Linked DNA regions of Mus musculus: region 2 is linked to region 1. The links are chromatin loops, found by intact Hi-C in ENCODE. Cell type or tissue: left cerebral cortex. All regions are shown on one strand. Each heading gives the region's core, and the rest is flanking DNA. Links, peaks and the distances in the headings are about the cores only. Region 1 has its middle 25 kb from the start of Gpr88. Region 2 overlaps Gm26544 (a long non-coding RNA gene).

Region 1 (9,656 bases), core at 848-8,847:
ATTTCAAATTTCCCAATGGAAAGCTTTGTTACTTTTTAGTGGTCTTTTCTCATCACCATAGACAGAGGTGATCGCAGGTTTAGGAAGGTAGCAACTTGATCTCAGAGAGGACTGGGGTGAGGATGCAAGATGTGCTAAGAGGATGTCACAGAGTGTCTGGGACTACTTTTAAATACGAATCCATAAGGTTCTCTTGGGTTGCGTCGTGATGATGTCTAGGTTACTGTTATGGTTTGGATATGAAACATCCACTGAAGGCTCATACTTCAAAAGGTAGGTCCTCAATGTAGCAATGTTCAGGGGTGGAGCTGAAATTGGAGTGATTGGACCATGGCAACTTTAGCCTCATCATCGGATCAGTCCACTGATGGGTCCATGACTTTATAGGTTTTGAGGGGAGATGAAAACTTAAGAGACAGGATGTAGTGTAAAGAAAGGGGCCATTCGGGGCATGCTTCTACAGGTTATCTCTTGCCCAGATCTCCTCCTTCCACTTTTACTTACTGAATGGCATGAGGCAAGCCTCTTCCTCCACCACCCACTCCTGCTGCCATATCTTCACCTCCACCATTTTAAAAGCAAGTGGACAGGTGCTGGTAGAACCTCTCAGGGAACCAGTTCTACCAGCACCTGACCAATACAGATGCAGATATTCACAGTCAACTATCAGACTGAGCCCGGGGACCCCAGTGGAAGAGCTAGGGGAAGAACTGAAGGAGATTGCAACCCCATAGGAAGCACAATATCAACTAACTGTACCAGAGCTCCCAAAGACTAAACCACCAACCAAAGAGTATACGTGGAGTAATCCACGGCTCCAGATACCTATGTAGCAGAGGATGGCCTTATCTGACATCAATAAGAGGGGAGGGGAGAGATGCTTGATGCCCCAGCATAGGGGATGCTAGAGCCATGAGGCAGGAGTGGGTGGGTAGGTGGAGGAGCACCCTCATAGAGGCAAAAGGGAGGGGCAGAGGGGGGATAGGATGGGGGAATTGTTGAGGGGTAAATGGGAAGAGGGGATATCATTTGAAATATAAATGAATAAAATGATTAATAAAAAATAAAATAAAATAAAAAATAAAAGCAATTGGAACCATCTTGCCGTGGCGTAATGCATCAGAAACCATGAGCCAAAAGCTTTCCTGTCATGTGTGTTTTGTCAGGCATTTTGGCTGAGCAGCACAGTTCTTTACACTGAATGGACCTATGTCCTCAGTGTAAGAGCTAGCCAAGTGTCTGTTACCCTCTCCATCCCTGGTCACCTGCGACCTGATACCCATTCATCATTATCAACTAAAGCCCATGGTTTACACTATGGTTCGCATTTACATTTTGAAGTTCTATGGATTGGAACACATGAGACATATGTATCCACTATTACAGTATCCTACCAAACAGAATTTAATTTTCCTGAAATTTCCCATGCTTTTTCTATTTATTCCTTACTCTTTTTCCCCCACCCCCTAAATCCTGACATTATCAGTCTTTTTACTGCCTCCATAAACTGTGCCGTGTTCTATAACTAGAGTCATACAGTTTGTAGTGTTTTCAAACTTTTTTTTCATTTAACCATATACATTTAAGCATCACCCATATTTTTCATGGCCCAACAGCTAGTTCTTTCTCCATGGATAGCATACCATTGCATGACAGCACTGTAGCTTATTTGCCTATTGACGATCATCTTCTTCCTCCCGTTTGAGTTATCATGACTATAGCTCTATACACATTACATTGTGGGGTTTTTTAAGTGTGTGTGTGTGTGTGTCCATTTGTTTAAAAAAAAATACTCATCCTTTCCTCAATCAAAGCTAACTGTTTGTCAACAACCTGTGGACTTCGTGGAGTTCTTATCCTCATCTGCCAATCTTCCTTCCTTGTTCACACTGTCATGATTACTGCACCTTCACACAAAATCTTGTGTAGTGTTAATGTTCTCCAGCTTCACCTTACTTAATGGCACTAGTGTGTGTGCACACACACACTCTCACATACATATACATGCTTATACACACATACTAAAATGCAATACACACATACACATGTTACACACACACACACACATATATACATACAGGCACATGCATAATCCACATGTGTGCATGTGCACACACATACATGCGCATGCACACAAATATATATGCACATATACATACACAAAACACACAGAGAGACACGCACGTGCACATGGCTCTACCATATAAACAGAGCACCAGGTCATCAATGTCCTCCAGGGCGCTGCGATTCTGATTGGAAGTGTGTTGAAGCTACCAATGTGGTCAGGAGCCCCTGACAACTGGATAGGGCATTTTCTCTCCACAAATGTGGAGTATCTCTTCATTTATTTAGAACTTCATTAATTTCTTTCATCAGAACTTTATGATTTTTCTCATATGTATCTCGAACATACTATCAGATTTGTGCCCACACATTTGGGGATGCTAACGCAGGAGTATTGTATTTTGATTAAAAATGTCTTTCCTTGATAATTTATAAAGAAAAGCAATTTCCTTTTTCTATTAATCTTGTAGACTGCAGCCTCACCATAACCACAAATTAGTTTCAGGTTTTGTTTTGTCAAATCTTTGTTATTTTCTCTGTTTACTGCCATATCACAGACAGAGTTTTGCCCTTTCCTTCCTAATGACTATGCTTTTTGTTTCTTTTCTTTCTTGTTTTTAAAGATTATTTTATTTATTTGCATTTCACATGTTGCTCCTATTCCCAGTCCCTCCTCCAAGAGTTCTTCACTCCCTCCCCCTCCCCTTTGTCTCTGAGAGGGAGCTCCCCCACTGGCCCACCCTCCTCCTCACACACCCACCTACACCTACCTCAAACACCATCACCACCCCCATCCCACCTTACCACATCCCCCTTTCCTGGGGCATCAAACTCTACAGTATTAGGCACATCCTCTCCCACTGAGGCCATACAAGGCAGTCCTCGGCTACATATGTGCCTGGGGCCACAGACCAGCCCTTGTATGCTCTTTGGTTGGTGGCTTAGTCTATGGAAGCTCTGAGGGGTCCTAGTTAGTTGATACTGTTGGTCTTCCTATGGGGTTGCCATTCCCTTCAGCTCCTTCAGTCCTTCCCCCAACTCTTCCATAGGGGTCCTCGACCTCAGTCCAAATGGTTGGCTGTGAGTATCTGCATCTGTCTCAGCGCTGCATGTCATGCTTAGAGTGTGATTGCGTCCTTCTGAACACTTTCTCTAATGGCCATGTCTTTATTCCTTCCGTGGGTGCCAGGGGTTTGAACTCAGTTCCTGATTCTTGAAAACAAGTGCTCTTACCCGTTGAGCCATCTCTTCAGTTCCTGTTTCTGACCTTTAGTTACAGTGGGCAGTTTTCTTTCATTAGATTATGTGTATTTATCTAAATACACATATCCTACACTTATAACCGCTATGGTTGACCAGTTTTCCTGGGAGTAAAAAAAAAAAAAAATTGTGTGTTTCAGAAATTACAATGTAAAACACAAACATTCCTGTATGATAGGATTGCTCCAAGCAATGGCTGATGCAACGTATTTGTGAAAGCGATGCAGTTCTGTGAAAACATTTTATACTTTGTCTAGATAAATAATTGGGTTTTTTTATTCCAAAAATATACTTGATAGTATCCACTGCAATGGATTAGTCATGTAAAAATATCAAAACCAAATGTTTTCCCTTAAAAAAAAAAAATTAAATTTAGCTTTCATTTACATGGGGAAAAATTGCAGCTTTTTTTTTTTCAAGAATGACGTAATGCAGGCCCACAGGCGATTGTTAAAACCAGGCGCAGGAGAGATGGCTCATAGGCTAAGAGCTTGTATTGTTATTTCAAAGTACCTGAATTCAATTCCCAGCATTCAAGCCAGGTGGCTCACAACAGCCTGTACCTCCAGCTCCAGAGATTCTGCAACCTCTGGTCCCCATGGATAGTCGAATTTATGTGTGTATGCAAACACACACACACACACACACATGTATGCATTCACATACACATAATTAAAAGTAAAATAAGTCTTAAAAACATAACCCTAAGTATTTCTTTTTGTATTCAAGGATATGAGTGTTGTTAGATGATACAAGATCTGGTATAGTAAGTGTGTGTGTGTGTGTGTGTGTGTGTGTGTGTGTGTGTGTGTGAGAGAGAGAGAGAGAGAGAGAGAGAGAGAGAATTTGTGTGTGTGTGTATGTGTGTGCGTGTGACCACTCATGCGTATCTGTGTGTACATGCATACATGTGCATGTCTGTGTGTGTGTGTACATGTGTGTGTACATGTGTGTGTGTCTGTGTGTGTGTCTAACAACTTCCAGAACAGTGCTTTTTCTCCACACAAAGAATCCTACTAAACTCTGTGTCCCTCAACACCACAAGCTAATGTCTATTTGTATATGCAAGTAAAATGCACATATCTTCTCTGCCTAAAGTAGAGTCTGATAGAGACACTTTGCAGCCTAGACAGTAAGCAAAACAGAGTCAGTGATAAACAGCACAGTGAAAACATTACATGTCTCACTAAAAAGGTACAGAGTCTTAAATTGGGGGAAAGAGAAATAAACTGTGATTCCTCTTCAAAGGGCTGGATCGGGTGAGTCCTACTGATGGCTCAAATAATGTACTTGCACACACTAAAGCAAAAGAGATGAGAAAATGACAAGCTGTCACTTAATGCATTATCCTCCTCCAACCAGAACCTGCATTTATACTGCCATGTTAAAGTGGATGATGTTGGCAGGTTTTAGAGAGAGGGGTGTGAGTTAGCATATCGCTGCCAGTGCTGTGTCTAACAGCACATGTCCCTAAGCAAAGAGCCCATGTTCTCTACCAGGACAGGTGATGATACAAAAAGCAGGAACTGGGGAGCAGGGAGGATTATACTAATACATTTTTTAAATCAAATTTACTTCGGCTTTTGGTTTTGGTTTTTGACACAAGGTTTGGCTAGGAAGGGTCAGGTTACCCTGGGACTTACAGTCCTTTCATGCTCCAAGGTGCTGCAATCGCTACACGTGCTGATAATGCGTCTTGGATTTTTTTTAAATGTAATTGAAATTCTAGTCTTAATGAAAAACAGAAGCAGGCCCCACCAAATATAGAAAGGGCCTGCTAAAAATATGCGAAGTTCATCTGCAGTTCAGAGCTCTGGATTTTATTCATTCCCAGCTTGGGTCTATTGGAAGCCCCATGAGGCCTTGAGTTGCTTTGATAAAAAAGACAGCCTATGCAAATGGACCGTTTTGAAGATGAACTGAGAGAGACTTGGCCAATCTTCCGCTGGCACTCTTCTCAGTGTTGAGAGCACAGATGTGACAATGGTTAAATCTGCTTTTGCACTGACTAGCTTCATAACAATTCTGAACTTCCGTTTCTTCCCCCCACCCCACCCCCCGCAACTTTCACATATACACCCTGACCAGTTTTCCCTCCCTCCCTTCAGGCCCCCCAACAACTCCACAGCATCTCCCCCTACCCCAGATCCACTCCTTCCCCATTTCCCTTCAGAAAGGATCAGACCTCTCAAATATATCACCCCTGCACGGCATAACAAATTACAATAAGACCAGACACAAACCCTCTTATCAAAGCTGGACAAGCCAGCCCAGTAGGAGGAGAAAGGTCCCAAGTGTAGGTAAAAGAGTTGCAGACTGCCACCACTCTCACTGCTAGGAGCCGATAAGAACACAAAGCAACACAACCATAACTTATACACAGAGGACCCAGCATAGACCCATGCAGGCTCCATGGTTACCACGTCAGTATCTATGAATCTAGATGAGTCCTTCTTAGGTGATTCTCTGAGCGTTATTGTGGTGTCCTGGACCACTCTCCTACAATTCTTCCTCCCCTTCTCCCATGGGGCTTCCTGAACTAATGCTTGGCCATGGGTCTCTGCATTTGCTTCCATCCACTGCTGGATGACCCTCTCTGATAACAAATGGGCTAATCCAGTCTTTGAATATAGCAGAACAACAGTGGGAATCATTTCATTGACTTTTTTTGCCAGTTATGTTTGGCTCTATCCTGAGTCTCTGACCTATCCAATTTCTAGTTCTTGGCCAGCCAGCCAGTGCCAGGCATAAACTCCTTCTCATGGCACGGGTCTTGAGTTAGACAAGTCATTGGATGGCCACTCCCACAAGTTCTGTGCCTCCATTACCCCAGCACTTATTTCAGGCGGAACAGATTTTAGTTCAAAGGTTTTATGACTAGGTTGATGTCCCAGTCCCACCACTGGACACCTTGCCTGGTTACAGAAGATGACAGGTTCAGGCTCCATATCTACCATGACTGGGAACCTTTGGCAGGGACAGCCCTCATAGATTCCAGGGAGTTTCCATTGTGCTAGGTTTCCTCATCTCCCCCCACCCAAATGTTCCCCAATTCCAGGCATTTATCCCAGCACTCTCTCCCTCTACCCACTCCCTCCTGCCTGATCCCTCCTGGTACCTCCCCCACTGCCTCCAATCCACCCAGGAAATACATTCTATTTCTCCTCTCCAGGGAGATTCATGCATTGCCCCCATTTGTGCTCAATCCATGCCACATTGAGCACCCAGCTACCTTCTTACCTCTCACATCTCTCCACATGCAGACCAGAATCTCCTTCTCTGTGGACTCCCTTTCCCAAACGTCTCTCTTCCTTTCTTACAAAGATTCCTCTCTATTTAATTCCTGGCCCTGGGCCCTCGGGTGTAATTCCAGAGACTCCCTCCTGTGCTCAGATAAGTACAGCACCTTTCTGTCTCAGGACCAGAAGAAGTTTGGGGGATGTTGTTTCTCCTTTACATTGCCCACCCCTGACCACTTCTGTAATAAGAGACATTAGTATAAAGATTCCTTTCCTCACTAGAGTCTCTTTACCGAAGCTTCTAAGACAGAACTGAAATTTAGAACAGTTTTTTAAAGAAAATATTTATTTTGTGAGCAGTTGTGGAACAAATTTCAAACAGTCCCCACCACATCCCACTAGTGTGGTGAGCTTGCTTTAATTGATGAGCCCATATTGGCATATTGCTATTAACCAGGTCATAGCTTAAAAGGCTACTAAATGATTTTTGTACATTGTGCAGATGTTAGTGAACACATATTAATTTCTGTCCAGTTTACTTTATTGTATAAGATACTTTCACTGTCCTCTGAAGCTCAAGTATTCAATCCATTCATATATCCTTCCCTCAAGCAAGCACTGTGCTTTTTACTGTCTTTGTAGTTTTGCGTTTTCTAGAATATTCTATAGTTGGACTCCTATAGTGTGTGATCTTTGTTGATGGCCTCCTTTGTCTTAGCAAAATGCTTTTAAAATTCTTCTGTCTTTCCAGGCTTAATAGTTCATTTCTATTTTTACCCTTAAATATTCCATTACTTGTGTGCAGCGTAGATTATCCAGGCACATAAAGAAGGGCACCTTGGTTGTTGGAGATTTGAGGCACTTGTGAATATAGCTGTTTTTACATACAAGTTTGTGTGTGTGGACATAAGAATTCAAACTTCTTGAGTCAACACATACCAAGACACATCATTTGTGGGTTGTTTGGTTTTATATGAAGCCACTAGACCATAGTCCCAAAGGCTGTATCGTATCGCTTGGTATTCTCCCCAGCAATCCTGAGTGGCTTGCTTGGTGCTCTGACCAGAGTCCTGAACAAAAGCTCCCACGTGACCTCCCTGCTCTTATTTTGGAGTTTTGTTATTCTCACACATGTGCACTGTATACTTAACTCTTCAAGGACTTTTATTTTAGACTCATTATACCGGAAAAATAGTGAATGCTGTGGAGAGGAGAGTGTGCATTCTTGACTTGGAACAAGAACTTCAATTAAAGTAGGATCTACGTTTTCCATACAGTAAATCTCCTTCCTGCTGCTACCCGAAATTTACACTTAAGTGAAGTGGGCACACTTCTTCTTCCAAGCAGGTATAAGATTAATACAGTAGAGAAATAATCTTGAAAAGTCTCGTCACTTAAGAAACACATCTAGAAATTTTGCAAATATAAGCAGCCTCAAATAATTCACCCCAGTTCCAAGTGCACCTGGAAACATTTGCTTCCTACCATGATGTTTCCATGCTCAGAAACTGGGGCAGTGGAAAAATTAACTTTACGATCCTAACAAACCCCTCTGATTCCCATCTATTTCTTTGACTAACTGACTTCCTATCACCCTGTTGCCTGCCGAAGTTAAGCCCCCAAATAAGCTCTCATCAAGCTTCATTGTCATGTAAACTAACAGAAATGAGGAACCTTTGCTGAGAATGTGTGGATACAGTCCTGCTTGCTTATGTCTTCTTTCCAGTACCATCGTCTCACCCCTGGAGTTCCCTCAGGAACACTGAGGCAGTTCAGGTATGCGCCTTTTTGCTTTTGTGTATTTTCTTTTGAAAAAAATATTATAAGCAATAAGAAGAATGGGAGGGGGACCCTAAAAGTGAAGTTAAGAGACAAAGAGAAATGACAAACATCACACTGTAAATAATGCTTGACAAAATGTGAGAAAGGCAAGGAAAACGGCTGAAGTATCACAGTAAAAGACCTAAAACATCTGCAGGAAATATGCCCAGTCCAGTGACCTGAAAGAGACAAATTAGGATATGAATTGGGGGAAACAATACGACCTGTAAAGTGCTGCAGGAACTCACAGAAGAGAGACCATGAAACCATGAGCAAAATATTCCCAAGAGTGAATGCATCACCTGATATATTAATTATTTTTACATTGCTGTGATCCCGATATCTAACAAAAACAACATACAAATCTTATCTACTGAAGACCTTTTACGTCTTTACCTGCAAGACCTTACCCACATTTCTTGCCCTTTCTCACACTCTGCTGTGTGCATTATTTACAATGCAAGGTAAACTATCTCGCTCAGTGTTTTGTAAGGGTTCAACTTATCATGGTCACTCAAGCCATGTACTTGGGCAGGATATCAAGGCAGCAGTGACATACTGGGAGAAAGAGAGTTCAGTTCATGGTTGACTGGGAAGTAGAGAATCAGCAAATCGCAGCCAGAAATAATACACCCCCAAGGATCCACCCTCAATGACCTACATCCTGCCGCTCAGCTTGCGAGAGTTTTCATATCCTCCCTCCCAAAGTAGCACTACCATCTGGGGACCAAGTATTCAAATCGTGAGCCAGTGGGGACATACTGGAGTCCAACTGTAACTCCTGGGTAGACAGACTTGTTCTCTGGAAACAGCGTTCTATAAAAGTTGGGAAATCTTGTGCTTGAGCATAAAAACTAAGTTGGAAGCAGAGAGTGACCAGAGGCATGGGTCTGTTGCAGAAAGGAAACCAGGAATCTTTGAGCAGTCCAGCTGGATAGGTACCCTCACTCTTTCTATAATGCACGGGAGCTTCCTGAACCAATCCAGGTAAACTGAATTCGTTGTATTATAAGAAAATAATGCATCTACCATATATCAAGAAAACCAGTAAAAATCAGCAATACAATATTCCTACAGAAATTCAAAGCCACTTGGGAAATACCACCATAAAACTGGAAAAAATACATATAACCTGGTGTTGTAATCTAACTTTTAATATTTTTATAAAGTAGCTATAAGTCAGAGGATAAAACTACAAAGCAAAACCATGGGATTTCAGTTGAGCTATAAGCAAAATACAAGCATATAAAACAGAAATTGTCAAAATTTCAA
Region 2 (9,656 bases), core at 1,041-9,040, 68 kb before region 1:
CACTAATACATCAGTTGTACACTGAAACTACATTAGCCAGATAAAACACATGCAATGACACTTAACCGAGTAGTAAATAGACACATGGAAAGACTTCAACCTAGGAAGGAAATGGCTCCTTAAGTCCTTAAGGAGGTATGGAGGATGGAAGGAAACACTTAGAGATGCAGTCAGCTATCTCTGCATCTCAGAGTGAGAAACGGCAATAGAGTGCCCAGTTCTCCCAGCCAACGTTAGCCTTGTACCATTCCCTACAGTGCTCTATCTCAGCAGACATGTTATAGAACCCAAAGTGGGATTTTCCCCCCTCCCTCTCAAGGAATTTTCTCAGAAAGCCTAAAATGAAACCACATGCAGGAACAAAGAAACAGCCTTTTTTTTCCCCCAGAATTTTAATCAGCTGAAGTTGGAGACTGTGTTCTTCTGTGGGTCTATCAGGGGCAATCAGGAATGTTCCACTGTACATCGTATCGAAAAGTAGCCATGGTAAAAGAGGATCCAGAAGTTTTGTAGGTACAGTTGCTTTAAACATGTGAAAGGTGGGGCTGGAGATCCGGCTCAGCAGTTAAGAGCACTGGCTGCTCTTCCGGAGGTCCCAAGTTCAAATCCCAGCAACCGCATGGGGCTCATAACCAGCTATAGTGAGAACTGGTACCCTCTTTGGATGTGCAAGCATACGTACAGACAGTACACTGTAGTATACAGAGCAAATAAACAAACCTTTTTTCAAAAAAAAATGCATAAGGCAGTCTGGGGAGAAGTGCTCAGCCTATGAAGTGCTCAGCACGCAAATATGAAGACTTGAGTTCAAACCCCAGCACCTACATAAAACTCCTGGGGCATCTAAATAAAGCCTTAGGGCTGAGGTTAGCACCTGTGGTCGCAAAACTGAAGAGTCGATGACAGAAGAACCCCTGGCTTGCTGGCCAGTCAGCCTAGCTGAATCGGTAAACTCCAAATCCATTGACAAATTAGGTCTCAAATGGATGGACCTGGAGGGCATCATCCTGAGTGAGGTAACACATTCACAAAGGAACTCACACAATATGTACTCACTGATAAGTGAATATTAGCCCAAAACCTAGGATACCCAAGATATAAGATACAATTTGCTAAACACATGAAACTCAAGAAGAATGAAGACTGAAGTGTGGACACTATGCCCCTCCTTAGAATTGGGAACAAAACACCCATGGAAGGAGTTACAGAGACAAAGTTTGGAGCTGAGACGAAAGGATGGACCATCTAGAGACTGCCATATCCAGGGATCCATCCCATAATCAGCTTCCAAACGCTGACACCATTGCATACACTAGCAAGATTTTATCAAAAGGACCCAGATGTAGCTGTCTCTTGTGAGACTATGCCGAGGCCTAGCAAACACAGAAGTGGATGCTCACAGTCAGCTATTGGATGGATCACAGGGCTCCCAATGGAGGAGCTAGAGAAAGTACCCAAGGAGCTAAAGGGATCTGCAACCCTATAGGTGGAACAACATTATGAACTAACCAGTACCCCGGAGCTCTTGTCTCTAGCTGCATTTGTATCAAAAGATGGCCTAGTCGGCCATCACTGGAAAGAGAGGCCCATTGGACACACAAACTGTATATGCCCCAGTACAGGGGAACGCCAGGGCCAAAAAAAATGGGAATGAGTGGGTAGGGGAATGGGGGTGAGGGTAGGGGGGACTTTTGGGATAGCATTGGAAATGTAATTGAGGAAAATATGTAATAAAAAAATAAATTAAAAAAATTTTAAAATTAAAAAAAAAAGACAATGAAACATGAAGCTGGGTGAGGAGGAGAGGGCAGTCTAGGAGGAGCTGGGGAAGGGGAATTAATGCGAGCAAAATATACCATAAGAGTGAAATTCTCAAAGAGAAAATAGAAATATTATTTTAAAAGTAATGTAGACACCAATCGCAGAAGATATCCAACCTTTACCTCTGATCACCAGATGGTCATATACACATATGCACACTTACACACACACACACACACACACACTACACACACACACACACACACACACACACACACACACAAACACACAAGGCACCAGCCAAGTGCCTTCTCTCGGTGCTAGCAAAGGCAAGGCTTGACTTCAAATGTGACGAAGCCGCTACAACTCTCCTCTGACACCCACACTTCAGAGGTTTCTTCTTGGGAAAGCCCCCCTAGCCTTCTGCCGGATTTTTCAGTTCTGGTTATAGATATGCTTCTAATGGTGGCCACTTCAGGGTGAGTGGAAAGCTTTGGAGGCATCTATCCTTGCTGAGTGACAGGTTTAGTGAACCACGCCCACACAGGAGCTTTCAGTGAAAGCAGCTGAGGGTCCTGCCTGAGCTTGCGAGCTCTTAGAGCAGAGGCTCCTGACTCCCAGGACTCCGGGAGGGAGGCGTAGACAATCGTTCTTCACGTGCCGGCTATAGATTCTAGATCTCAGCATTCACTGGAGGAGGGTTGTGGAGGAAGGAAATTTTGTGGCTACTCTGTCAGTGAGGGGAGGGGGAAAGCATCGACGTAGGAGGGCTTTTGGCAAAGAAGAAATTAAAATCTTTTCCCACTGAACCAAGCAACCAGACCAGAAGTAATTAATTCAAAACCAGTGGAAAGGCAGATAGAAATTGGGAGCTTCTATAACTTATGAGAGTGATGTCTCGTAGTGGTCGTTAGGCAGAAGGAAACTAGGGCATCTCAACACTCACGTTCACCTTCAGTCTTAGACTTTAGGTAGGAGGTAAGACTCGAGAAGGATAAAGTCTCACACGGTGTACTTTTAACCTTGGACTTCTCACACATGAAAACGCAGTAGCTGGGGATCACGGGAGGATAAAGGTGGGCACTGTTAGCTTTTGCTTGCTATGAGGTCGTGGTCGTGAATGCAAAGGATATGTGCTGTACACCTTTGCGTAGTTAGGGCTCGGCACGTAAAACATGGTGCGAAGGCTTTAGTTACTCTGGGGAGAGGTGTGTTTAAGTTTCTAAAACTCCGAGGACAGTGGCCTGCGCTCCATTAATGTTGTTGCCTGCGCATGTGCCGTCAGGCACGGACGCCAGTGAGAGGAGTCCATGCAGAATCACCAAGGAAACAAGCCTCCAGGCACTCTAGTGGGGGACCATCTAGATTCTGTGAGGGGTTATCATGAATACGTTTGCTGAGGTGGAAAGACCCATCTTAGTTATGGGTGGAACTAGTCCCTGAGTGTGGGATCCCGGGCGGTATAAAATGGAGAACGAGGGCAGGCAGCGCGGCAGGGTTGGGTCATTGCTCTCTACTTCCTGGTTGTAGATAAGATATGGCCAGTCGCTTCAAGTTCCTGCCCCTTCAGCTTTCCCCCTGCTGGAAAACTATAGCCTTGAAATGTGAGCGAGAATAAACTCTTTCTCCCTTAGGTTACTCTCGTCAGGGTAAGCCATACCAGCAACAGGAAAAGATTGACAGTATGTGATAGCTAAATGAGTGTGCTGTGAGGAAGGAAGGAAGTAGCAAAATCTTAGGGATTTGCCCTTATATCTAGGGTACTTAGCTGCAGAATTAGTGTCTGACCACTGCTACCAAAACAGTGATGGTGGTGGTGATGATGATGATGGTGGTGGTGGTGATGGTGGTGGTGGTGGTGATGGTGGTGGTGGTGGTGATGGTGGTGGTGGTGATGGTGGTGGTGGTGGTGGTGGTGGTGGTGGTGATGGTGGTGGTGGTGGTGGTGGTGGTGGTGGTGGTGGTGGTGATGGTGGTGGTGGTGGTGGTGGTGGTGGTGGTGGTGATGGTGGTGGTGGTGGTGATGGTGGTGGTGGTGATGGTGATGGTGGTGGTGGTGATGGTGGTGGTGGTGATGGTGGTGGTGGTGGTGGTGGTGGTGGTGGTGGTGGTGATGGTGGTGGTGGTGGTGATGGTGGTGGTGGTGGTGGTTGTGGTGGTGGTGGTGGTGGTGCCCAGGCTGAGAAGTCAAGCATCCTCTTCTTTAAGCAGACTGGGCAAGTGTTTAATAATCCACTGAGGCCAAGGCCAGTGGTGGAATCCACTACTTTTATTGACAGCTATCACTTTGCTATCCTTCCTCAGTGGCACGGTTGTTTCATAACGAGAGTCTGGTGAAATAAAACTGGGGCATCTCAAAGTTACATAACCAATTGCATCAACCTTCACACACGAGGGCGGACTGATCCACATTTTCTGGCCTGATACCTGGATGCTGATAATTAAACAATAGCAGAAGCAGCAGGCCATGAGACTCTTCAAATGTGCAAAACAAAAATGTTCTCAAATGAACTATTTTGTCTATACCACTTTCAAACTAATAACATTCAGGTTAGCTGGATACATAAGCCGCATTATATTATTATTATCACTGCTACTTGCCACTGTGTGGTGTGTGTGTATATATGTGTGGTGTGTGTGTGTGTGTATGTGTGTGGTATGTGGTGTGTGTGTGTGTGGTATGTGGTGTGTGTGTGTGTGTGTGTATATATGTGGTGTATATGTGTGGTGTGTTATGTGTGTGTGTGTGATATGTGGTGTGTGTGTGTGTGATATGTGATATGTGTGTATGTGGGGTGTGTGTGTGTGGTGTGTGTGGGGTGGGGGGGTGTGTGTGTGTTATGTGATATATGTGTGTGTGTGGGGTGTGTGGGGGTGTGTGTGTGTGTGTGTGTGTGTGTGTGTGTGTGGTGTGTGCATGTGTATGGTATATATTGTGTGTGTGTGGTGTATAGTGTGTGTGTGTGTGTGTGTGTGTGTGTGGTGTGTGTGTGTGTGTGTGTGTGTGTGTGTGTGTGTGCCACTGTACATGGCCACCAAATGTCAACCTCAGTTGTCTTTCTTCCAGAGCTGTCAATCTTGTTAATTTTTTGTTTCATTTTTTTTCATTGTCTGAGACAGTATCTCTCTCCCTGAGACTCCAGGCTTACCAGTTGTGCTAGGTTGGCTGACTGGTAAGTACCAGAATGACCTGTCTGCCCCCCACATCCCACCCCATGCTGGGCTTATAAGCATATGTCACTATGATCTGCTCTCCATTGAGTTCTGGGGGTCAAAGTCAGGCCCTCTTGCTTGCCTAATCAGAACCACACCGACTGGCCTGACCATTCAGCCCCTAAGCCACACTTTGAATGGCAAAGAAATGTCCTACCCTGGGGGAATTTGCTTTGTTCTACCTGTGAAGTCCTCCAACAAGACTAAACTCACTGTTAAACGTTTAACGTGTCTTTTCTAAGGAAGGATGACTGGTTATACCAAATGGAGGAGAGGAACCAGAAGAAGAAAGGACGACTATGCATTTCCTGCCTGAGGGAGACATTCCACTCATGTGTTTAGGCCTCCCCATGGGCCTGTTTCTCCCATCTCGGAATCTAGGTGAGAACAATTCCCATGCAAGCATGCTGTAAGCTCCAAGCCCTTCCAAACCCTCTTAGGATCATGGGAAAATGATGATACTCTAGGAACACTGCTTAATGCTACTATAGAGACCTGCATAAATGCTGGAAAATCTATGCTCTTCAGTTCCCCAGTCAACTAGACTTGGAAAGGGAAAAATACAAGAGAAAGAAATCCAAAGACTATCAGAAAGATTGCATCCAAAGGATGGCCCTAGAGCTGAGACTTGAAAGATGGTGCTATGTCTACCGGACTTTTGGAGAGAAGCAGCCAGGTGTGCTAGATTGACATCTCCAGGCCACCTGCACTCTCGGGTGTGGGTCTGTGGTTGTGGGGGCTTCTCTATCTAAGTGCTTTCCTCTCTTGCTCTCTTCCCAGAAGCTAGGGAGACACATCCTGCTTCAGAAGTCCTACTCCAAGCAGGGAGCAGAATTGCTCAAAACTGCTTTCTAACTTTTATTTTTTATTTTTGTAATGTGTGTGTAAGAATGCACATATGTGCATGTGTATAAGTGTGGTATATTTGTACCTGTACCTGCACACATAGAGAGGTACCAGGAGAATGTCATGTGTCCTGTGCTGTCATTCAGTCTGTCTAATATGCATCAGCCACAAATGTTTTCAATTTAGGATAGTACACAAATAGAAGAAAACACTGGATTTGTTCATTTACACATTTATTTTACATTTTTAAATATTTTATCCTTTACGTGTGTGTACACGGCAGAGAACAAAGTACGAGGGGTCTCCTGTTTCCAACATGTGAGTCCCAAGATTTGAACTCAAGTTGTCAAACTTGGTGGCAAGTGTCCTTACCCACTGAGCTATCTTACTGGCCTTTCTGTTTTAACGGAGTGGCACACTAATCTATTTTAATTGAATGAACCAGTCTCTGGGTTGAGCTTCCATGCTAGTGAAGACTGAATCTCACAGGTTTTCCGGCCAATGTCAAAAATGCAATAGGATATTTTTAAGGGGTTGCCTTCCTCCTTCAGGCCTAGATTAATCTCTCCATTTCTTAGTAGCCTAATTCAGCATGGGGAAAAAATTAACCTGAATGTCAGAGGAAGGAAAGCACTATCTGTACACACTGTACACACAACGACAGTTTTTCATATGTGTGGAATGTTTGCACACTCGGGCACATCACACACACACACCCAACACACACACATGCACATACCACTAAAAAACAGTAATCAGCCACTTCCAATGTGTGGTCACAATAGATGGCTACTTCATCTTGCTGTAAGTTACCTATCTGTTCAAATGTCCAGAGGCACATAAAATGTGTGTGCCTGTGTGCCTCTTGCCAAGAAAGATGCCACATAAACAACTTCTTAGTGATTTTAACCTTCCTCACAAATATTTCTTGCACAGAGAGTACAGAGGAAGTGACACGATGTCCAAGCAAAATATGCAACAATAGCAAGAAACACACTTGACTGGCTGTCCCCCGAGCCCTCACACAGAGCGTTTGTGGTACTGTTGTCCTTCTTTCTGTCCTCCATGCCTCTGACCCTTTTGTTTTCATTTCCTTATTTTTCTGTCCTTCTTGGCTGTCTCTGCAGCATCCTCTTAGATAATTATTGGGCAAAAGGGAACAGGAACCTATGTTCCTTTTTGTAAGAATAACAGTATCTGGTACAAAAGCCAACAGTCGCTTTTGTAAGAAGAGGCAAGACCAGACTGTAAGCCACAGGCATCGTAACTGGTGCTTCGGTGTAATCCCGTGCTCAGGGTGGCTTTATTGAGGTAAACCGTTAGGGAGGTGCTCAAACAGTAACTTGCTGTCGTCATCCTTTCAGTTTGAATTATGAATTCAGCAGTGTTATCTTTTACACTTTTTTCTTCAAAAGTTAAGGTTTGTATGGTTTGAATTCAAACTTACTTAAGTTTCTTCCTGGACCAGGGTCACCCCTTCCATCCTCCAAAGTGACATGTTCCAGGAGTGTCAGAACTCTGTTTTATCCATTCTGTTGTATGATTGGGAGGAGAGTTGAGCATTTTGCCTCAGATGTGGTAGGTGCTTTGTATTCACACTGCATGTTCAGTTGGTCTTTAAAATTGAACAAATCCATATCTTTGTATAACAGTTATTGAAATGTCCTAAAGTTGGGGCTGGAGAGACGGTTCTGTGGTTAAGAGCACTAGCTGCTCTTCCAGAGGACCATGTTCAATTCCCAGGACCTACATGGCAGCTTAAAACTGTCTATAACTCCAGTTCTAGGTAATCCAATACCCTTAGAGAGAAGGCAAACAAAAAATAAATAAGTCAAAAAATAATCTAAAATAATAATAGCCCTAAATAATATTCCTAAGGTTCAAGACATCCATAGAAAGACAACACTGATTCTGTTGTTTCCTCCCATGACCCATCCAACCATACTGGTCTGACACAAGTGCTTTGAATTATAGCCAAAGCTTATGGTATTTCCACTTCACTTTTCAGCATGTATATTCTTGATTTATCAAGCACACATCTTCCTTGCTGCCGTTTTGCATGGGTGGTAAGTTAACATCCTCATACCTTCGGATGCTCAAACATCCTCTGTCCGTAAAGTTATCTCTCAATTTATGGTAAAAGAAATAGCTAATGGTTGCACCCCAATAACAATGCAAGTATTCTTTGCTGGTTGAGCTAAGCAGTATGCAGGAATTATATTTTTCTCTGATAGCAGCTCACAGGTTTTCCCTTTGCATGGACTTCTGGGATTGGTTAATCCATAATGCCTGCCGAATGCTCACCTATAGTGTCGTTCAAGGGCTTCGTTTTCTTGCCTCTGGAGCGCTTCCTTTTGGGTCTCTCCATCGTTCTGCACAGTTGTCCTTACAGGACTTTCTTCCCTTGGCTACTGTAGCACAGCAAGCTGTCTCACAAGCCTCTCTTTTCTCCTTCCCTTTTCCACAGCTCTCCAAAGCTTTCTAGGACAGAACAAGTGGGAGTTCCACTTTCTGAGATCTTGTCTGTGTAAAGTTTAACTGTTTCTTTATGTGTGATAACAGAGTGTGAACATGTGAAATAAGATGGGAAAAGAACATATGTAACAGCCCAGAGGCAAGAGAGTGGGATATTTTAGATCTGAGAAGGAAGTGTCACAGGTCTGTATTAACCAAACAATAAAATATTGGACCACAGCACTAAATTCTCAAGAAGACAACTTGAAATGAATGCAAAAGAAGTCATTTGAGGCAAACATTAACCCAGAGATTTATAAAAGAAACAGGGCAACTTAGACGAGCCTTCTCTGTGCCATCTTTCTGGGTTAGAGACAATACCATCAGTGATACTCACAGCCTAAACCAAAGTTGTAACAACAGAAAGGTACCGTGAAGAAAAAAAAAAGTGACTCAGAAAGATTCACCTGATGCCTTCCCACACTTTCCACGTGAGACCATGTGACTGCAGCATCATGAGGTAACATCCATGTCTACTGAAGGAGATGTTCATTTGGCTGACTTGGGAGTAGGAACGGGGAGGACTGTGAAGAGGGCCCGAGTCACTATGAGATTACAATGAATGGGAGCCCATCTCTTCCCACTCCTTTCTAAAGCATGGCTGACTTTAATGCCTGGACATCATCATCTGGTTCCCTGAACTCTCTCTGGCTAACGAAGCACACTTGGTACTTATTTTAACTAAAAGGGAAGTTAAATCTTTCCTTTCATGTAAGTCTGCACATGCAGGGTATCTGCCCACACATTCTACCACCTCACTAGTTTATGAGATGTTCGAGTTTCCTTATGTCAGTATACCTAAAGAAAATACCAAAGGCAAATATGTAAAACAATAAATAGCATAGGAAGGAAGTTATCAAAATATAGGAGAAATGCAGGGCATAAATGCAGGATCGATTTAATTGTTTAGTTTTCCTTTTCCTAATATCAAAGGCATAACTAAAGCAAGGTGCTTTGGCTTATATTTGAAAATATAAACAAAAATAAGATTGCAAGGTAAGGCATAGAGGTAGGGAGACTAAAAATCAGCTAAGACAACCGAGGGCTCCTGGAGGAGGAAGAGTCAGGGCTCTTCAGGGATGCAGCCTGTTATGGGTTGCCTGTGCTCAATGGATGGCCCCACCTCTCTGCTGAATATGCCAGACCTAACTGTTCTCAGTGAGTTATAAAGGAGAAAGAAATAAAAAGAGGAGACCATGACATTGAAAGAGGACAGGATGGGTTCTAGGAAAAGCTGAGCAGGGTGGGGTAAATATCAAAATATTTTATGTCCATGTATGACAGTCTCAAAAACTAGACAAAATTAAATTTAAAAAATTCAG

Evidence for each region. Hi-C counts contacts between places; a loop is a spot of excess contacts. Peaks named below come from ENCODE experiments on the same cell type or tissue, not always from the same donor. Only the 100,000 strongest peaks of a DNase experiment are listed, where the experiment ranks them.
Region 2: a loop joins it to region 1, with 2.4 times the contacts of the local background. A loop is called at or near these places in 2 of 42 quality-filtered maps.

Annotation. Positions count from the first base shown.
Region 1 is chr3:116,223,842-116,233,497 of GRCm38, forward strand. No RefSeq gene overlaps it. Among named protein-coding and RNA genes, the nearest start is that of Gpr88, 25 kb to the right of the region's middle. In left cerebral cortex, for the core only: no CTCF peak of the experiment used is centred there; a DNase peak (open chromatin) is centred at 5,247.
Region 2 is chr3:116,155,442-116,165,097 of GRCm38, forward strand. It overlaps Gm26544 (a long non-coding RNA gene), which reads left to right. Exons shown (of 6, transcript XR_375975.2): 2 at 4,882-4,934; 3 at 5,217-5,355; 4 at 7,289-7,398; 5 at 7,829-7,886; 6 at 8,288-9,656. Among named protein-coding and RNA genes, the nearest start is that of Gm26544, 9.8 kb to the left of the region's middle. In left cerebral cortex, for the core only: no CTCF peak of the experiment used is centred there; DNase peaks (open chromatin) are centred at 4,105, 8,305 and 8,948; H3K27ac peaks cover 224 bases.